2 separate regions of the Homo sapiens genome follow, and region 1 is linked to region 2. Evidence: chromatin loops called from intact Hi-C (ENCODE). Cell type or tissue: PC-3. All regions are shown on one strand. Each heading gives the region's core, and the rest is flanking DNA. Links, peaks and the distances in the headings are about the cores only.

What was found. Hi-C counts contacts between places; a loop is a spot of excess contacts. Peaks named below come from ENCODE experiments on the same cell type or tissue, not always from the same donor. Only the 100,000 strongest peaks of a DNase experiment are listed, where the experiment ranks them.
Region 1: it touches region 2 in a loop (7-fold over the local background); 6 of 110 quality-filtered maps call a loop at or near these places.

Annotation. Positions count from the first base shown.
Region 1 is chr11:1,221,169-1,224,067 of GRCh38, reverse strand. It overlaps MUC5B (mucin 5B, oligomeric mucus/gel-forming), which reads right to left and starts at 1,002. Exons shown (of 49, transcript NM_002458.3): 1 at 875-1,002. The coding sequence starts at 944. RefSeq lists enhancers at 1-463, 464-1,161. In PC-3, for the core only: no CTCF peak of the experiment used is centred there; no DNase peak of the experiment used is centred there; H3K4me3 peaks cover 654 bases; H3K27ac peaks cover 1,322 bases.
Region 2 is chr11:1,113,655-1,116,553 of GRCh38, reverse strand. No RefSeq gene overlaps it. Among named protein-coding and RNA genes, the nearest start is that of MUC2, 40 kb to the right of the region's middle. RefSeq lists enhancers at 2,048-2,577, 2,578-2,899. In PC-3, for the core only: a CTCF peak has its summit at 1,628 (motif pointing left); a DNase peak (open chromatin) is centred at 1,623; H3K27ac peaks cover 1,042 bases.

The sequences.
Region 1 (2,899 bases), core at 94-2,593, 110 kb before region 2:
CAGCTCCCCCCGGGCCCAGGCTGGGAGCCACTGGGGGAAGCCCCCTGCCTCCAGCCCTGCTGACCACCCAGCCTCCCTTCCACAGATGGAGAGAGACCCCAGGGAGCCTCACCTGCCCAGCCCAGACCCCAAGCTTGGGAGGGGGTGGAGGGCGGGGCAGGGAGGGGCTGCAGCAGCCTCATGGCCAGCCCGGCTGGGTGTCTCCCGGTGGCCCCTGGGGCTGCATCTTTCTCTATTGACAGTAAGTATTAATGCTGCGGCTCTGGCCAAGAGACAGCAGACGAGGGAAAACGCTCGGCTGAGAGCCAGGCAGCCCGTGCGGCATGAGATGCCCACAGATGGGCCGTGGGAGTCGAGCGTGGGTTGAGGCCGGGGCTCTTGCGGCTGGCTGTGCAACCCTTGAGGGTGGTACCCTCACCTGCCCTGCCAGCTGTGATCCCCAGGGAGGTCGTGAAGGGTAGAGCCGGTCCTGGACAGGGGTCCACGCTAAGCCTGCCCCTGCTCACTCTGATGCCTGGGCCTCATGGGGCTCCAGAGAGACCCCCAGCTGTGACCCCCTCCCCCATTGCCCACTCCTGTCCCACCCCCAAGACCAAGACCCTTTCGGTGGTCTCCCAGGGGCCTTGCCCTGCGGTCAGGGGCCCACCTTCTCCTGGACACCCCATCCAAGCCAGCCCCTGAGTTTCCTGACACTGTGAGCCCGTGGGGCCCCAGAGCCCTGTGTTGGGGACGGGTAGGGTCCCATCCAGGACACTCAGGGAGTCGTAGGGGGATCTGCCCGTGCACTCTGCAGGAGAAGCTCCCAGGCAAGCGACCTGCAGAGACCCCCGCCGTGAAGACAGCATCGAGAGGGGGCGGAGTGGGGGGCTCTTACCTGCCTGCGGCACCACGAGCATGGCCGCCAGAGCCAACACCAGCGTCCGGCACGCGCTCGGGGCACCCATCCTGGGGGCTGGCACGGGTGGGGGGACGGGGACGGGCAGGGAGGGAGCCGGGCCGGGTGCTTGCTCCCCTGGGGGCCCCAGCTTATGTAGCAGGGAGCCTTGGCCCCAAGCCAGGCCAGGCCACGCAGGGCACCATGCTCTTCCCCGCTCCAGCCACGTGTGTTTGCTCTCGGGGAGGGGCTGTGGCAGGGGAGAGGCCTGGATCAGGAAGGATTTGCAGCTCTGTGCCCTGAGGCCCAGGACGCCCCCACCCCCAGCAGCTTCTGAGAATCGGAAGGGAGAGAAGGGCCTACCCCACCTGGCACCCGTCCTAGATGGCAAAGCCGCTGGAAGGCAGGGCTGGCCTTGGACGCAGGGTCCATGGAAACAGTGGTCAGCCAGCCTGCCTCACACTCAGCCCCACTGCGGCTCCTGCTGGAAGGGAATCCCAGCCTCTGGGCAGCACCCCCAGCCACTGACCATGGGTCCCCGAGGCCCGGGGAGGGCCCACGAGGCTGGAGCTCCCCTCCCACCACTGCTTAGCCCACGGGGAGGCCGGGAGGCTCCTGCTGAGCTCAGGCATGCACATGGCCAGGATGCTCAGTCTGGGTGGCTTGTGGGGGTCCCTGGAGGAGGCTCTATTTCCAGAGACCCCAGCCCAGCTGACCAGAGCCCCTTGAAGACCGTGGGAGGTCTCTGGGCTGATCTGTTTCAAGGTTCACATTCAAGGGGAAACTGAGGCCCAGAGTGTCTCCTGGCCATGCACATCGGGAGTCAGCTGCGCTTGTCCAATGCCAGCCCTGATCCAGCCAGGCCAGAGGCTCCGGCCCTGAGTCCCATTTGGCCTCCACCTCACTCTGGGGCCTCCTCATTAACCCTGGCAGGGTTGAGGAAGCAGCTGCTCCGGGGGGTCCTGGACCTGCCCGGGGTCCTCCGCCTGCCCCAGGTGGGAGCCGCAGAAGCCTAGCACCTCCGGCTGGTGTCGGGTGGGCTTCCTGGGGGCTATGTGGTAAACCTCCTTGACGAGCGTCATCTACAGGACAGACAGCGTCATCTGCAGGACACTCCGTCCGCGCTGCAATACCTCTTGCAAACACCTCCTGCCCGTGTGACCTGCACCTCAGATGCTCCCACCTCCTGGCTCCCTGGTCACCAGCGTCCTGAATGCTCCGTGGCGCAGACGCCAGGCAGGAAGCACCAGGTCGGGTGGTGTGGCCTCGTCCGGCCCCATGGGGACCCTAGGGTGGTGTCCAGGTCTGTTGTTTTATTTACGTCACAGTCCCCGTCACGGGCCCTGCACCAGCTCCCCCGCGTTTGTCTTTCTGAAGTTAAATTCTTAGAGGTGGGATTTCTGGGACAAGACGAAAGCCCATCTTCAAAGCTTCTGACCTGTCTCACGCTCAATAGGATGGCGGGGATCAAGAAACACAGGAAGTAGGAAGTGTTGGCAGAGACGTGGGGACCCGGAGCCCTGTGCCCTGCTGGTGGGGGTGACCAGCAACTCCACTCTGGGTCTGTCCCCAGAAGAACTGAAGGCGGGTCCTGAGGGACATTTGCACACCCATGTCCACAGCAGCATCACTGACAAAGGGCAGAAGCTGCCCATGTGTCCCTGGGCGGAGGACTGGGTCAGCATCGTGAGGCTGATCCGTGCGGTGGAATACGGTTCAGCCGTGAAAAGGAGAGGCTGGCCCAGGCTGCTCCATGGGGGAAGCTGGGGACACTGTGCAGAGTGAGGCAGGTGGACACAGAGGACAAAGGCAGGAGGGGCCACTCGTGTGCTGCCCCTGGAGTCATGAAACCCGCAGAGACGGAGTGTGGACGGTGGGCGCCAGGGGCTGGCAGAGGGGATGGTGAGCTGGTGTTGCATGGGGACAGGGTTTCAGCTTGGGAATGTGAGAACGTTCTGGAGATGGAGGGCGGAGACAGCTGCACAGCGACGTGAACGGAGCTGGCCCGTTTTGCCACCTGTCACC
Region 2 (2,899 bases), core at 307-2,806:
GTGTTTTATTTTTGTTTAGAGCGTGACACAGGCACCTAATTTTCCCCATGTAGAGAAGCCCCGGCCCAGCACACTCAGGGGACAGCCCAGCACACTCAGGGGACAGCCCAGCCCAGCACACTCAGGGGACAGCCCAGCCCAGCACACTCAGGGAACAGCCCGGCCCAGCACCCTCAGAGAACAACCCTCCTTCCTTGTAGATGTGGAGCACCCACCCACCTCAAAGCATCATCGTAAGCACATGGGCTGTTCCAGGCATCCACTTGCCTATCCCGGCACCAATGCCACGCTGTCTTAGAGGCAGGCGTCCCACATGATTCTTCTCTGAAACTCACTTAGCTCTGCTTGGCTCTCTGGCCTTCCACGTGGACCTTTGGACCAGCCGGCCAAATCCCACGAAAAACTCAGCTGGGATTGAGAAAGGCTGTTTGCGGAGAATCGACCTCGTTTTTCACTTTTTAAAATTAATCTCATTTTTCAAAACTTACACTTTTCATTCATGAACGTGGCATACGTCTCCATCAGTCAAGTCTTCTTTTATGCCCTTTGCAATGTTATAGTGGCCTGGACACCTTCCATCTGACGTTTTCTACATAGGTATCTTCGTAGGTTTTGAGGCTGCTGTTAATGAAGTATTTTTCTATTATATTTCAGCTTGGTTTCTACTGGTGTAAACATACGCTATTGTTTTTTCCCTCATCAACCTTGTCTCCAACATTACTGAACCCTCTCATTAGTTCAAATAATAGAGTCAAAAATTCTCTTGGTTTTTACATCTTCATGTTTCTTTCTTTGTTTGTTTGTTTGTTTTTGTTTGTTTTTGAGACAGAGTCTTGCTCTGTCACCCAGGCTGGAATGCAATGGTGTGATCTCGGCTCACTGTAACCTCCGCCTCCCAGGTTCAAGCCATTCTCCTGCCTCAGCCTCCCGAGTACCTGGGATTACAGGTGCCCACCACCACCACCTCCCGGGTAATTTTAGTATTTTTAGTAGAGATGGGGTTTCACCATGTTGGCCTGGCTGGTCTTGAACTCCCAACCACAGGTGATCTGCCTGCCTCAGCCTCCCAAAATGCTGGGAATACAGGCGTGAGCCACCGTGCCCAGCCAGTTGGCTTTTACATCTTGATAATCACATTATATGAAATAAAGGCCAGGTACAATGGCTTACACCTGTAATCCCAGCACTTTGGGAGGTCAAGGCAGGCAGATCACTTGAGCCCAGGAGTTCAAGGCCAGTCTGGGCAACATAGCAAAACCCTGTCTCTACAAAAAATAAATTAAAATGAAACAAATCAGGACAGTTTTGTTTCCCAATGCTGGTCTTCATTTCTTCTTGCTCTTGTCTCACGGACTTGGTGAAGCCTCCAGCACCCCCATAGAGGGAAGGCACAGCCATCGCCAACATCTCCCATGTCCGCTGGCTTCTGTGGGAGTGATTCTCAAGTCCCAGCAAGCGGAGGGGTTCGATGTGTGCTGTAGTTTCTGGGCAGATGTTCCTAAACAGGTTAAGACGGCTTCCTTCTAGTCTGGGCTTGCTCTTTTTATAATAGCGAGTTGAGACACGCTGTTGACTCCCATCAGACACCTGTCTGCACCTAAGATCCTTCCGTTTTTAAATCCTCCACACGTCTCTGGCACCCTCTCCTGCCTGGTGGTGGTACAGCAGCCCCAGGGACTCGGTGTCTGAGCAGAGCCAGAACCTCTCAGGGGACTGGGACATGGACAAGACCCTCGGTCTCCCGTCCCCACACCGTGACCACGGAGGCAATAGCTGCTCCCACAGCCTAGGCCCTGGAGTGAGCGGATGTAGTGGAGGGCACCAGCCACGCAGCCACAAACGGAGCATGAACCAGACAGAACCCTGCTGCCGTGAACCACCAAGACTCGGGGCCAGGTGCAGTGGCTCACCCCTATAATCCCAGCATTTTGGGAGGCCGAGGCGGGCAGATCACCTGGGGTCAGGAGTTCGAGACCAGCCTGGCCAACATGGTGAAATCTCATCTCTACTAAAAATACAAAATCAGCTGGGTGTGGTGGTGGGCGCCTGTAATCCCAGCTACTCAGGAGGCTGAGACAGGAGAACCGCTTGAACCCGGGAGGCGGAGGTTGCAGTGAGCCGATATCACACCACTGCACTCTAGCCTGGGTGACAGAGCGAGAATCTGTCTCCAAAAACAGAAAAAGAAAAAGGGTCTTTGCAGATGTGATTAGATTGAGGACCTCACGAGATCAGCCTGGATTATCAGGTGGGCCCTAAATCCAAAGACCAATGTCCTTAGAAGAGACGCAAAGGGAGAAACGCCCAGGAGAAGCCCCGTGGAGACGGAGGCAGGGCATGGGCGATGCAGCCGCAAGCCAAGGAACGCCCAGAGCCACCTGCAGCTGGAAGGGCCAAAAGCATCTTCCCCGGAGCCTGAGCGGCCTTGTGGCACCGCCACGCCTGCACCTCAGACTCCGGCCTCCGGGACTGTGGGAGACAGCTTTCCTGTGGCTTTCGGCCCCCGGTTTGTGGTCATTTGCTGGTGCCGCCCGGAGCACCCGACAGCCAGGCGCATGGCCTGTTTCAGCCCACGGAACAACAGCAAGTCTCACCTGGGCGGAAGGGAGGAGTGCGCGCTGGGGCCTTCCGTCTGCTCCCAGAAACAGGGAGGCCGCCGTGGGAACAGAACAGCCAGCTTCTTCCAGAGAATGCGAGAACTTGACCCCAACCCGTGCAGCTACTCCGAGGGGGTGGCCGGCTGCCCACCTGGCTGGCGGGCTCCCTATCTCCTCTGCTGTAGGCTTAGCCCACTGTGGTGAGCCCGGGGAAACAGGTAGCCCCTGGCCCGAGTCACCCCTAGGGAGACCCAGGAGGACCCAGCTGGGGGCATGAGTTATGCGAGGAAGAGGAGGGCGCT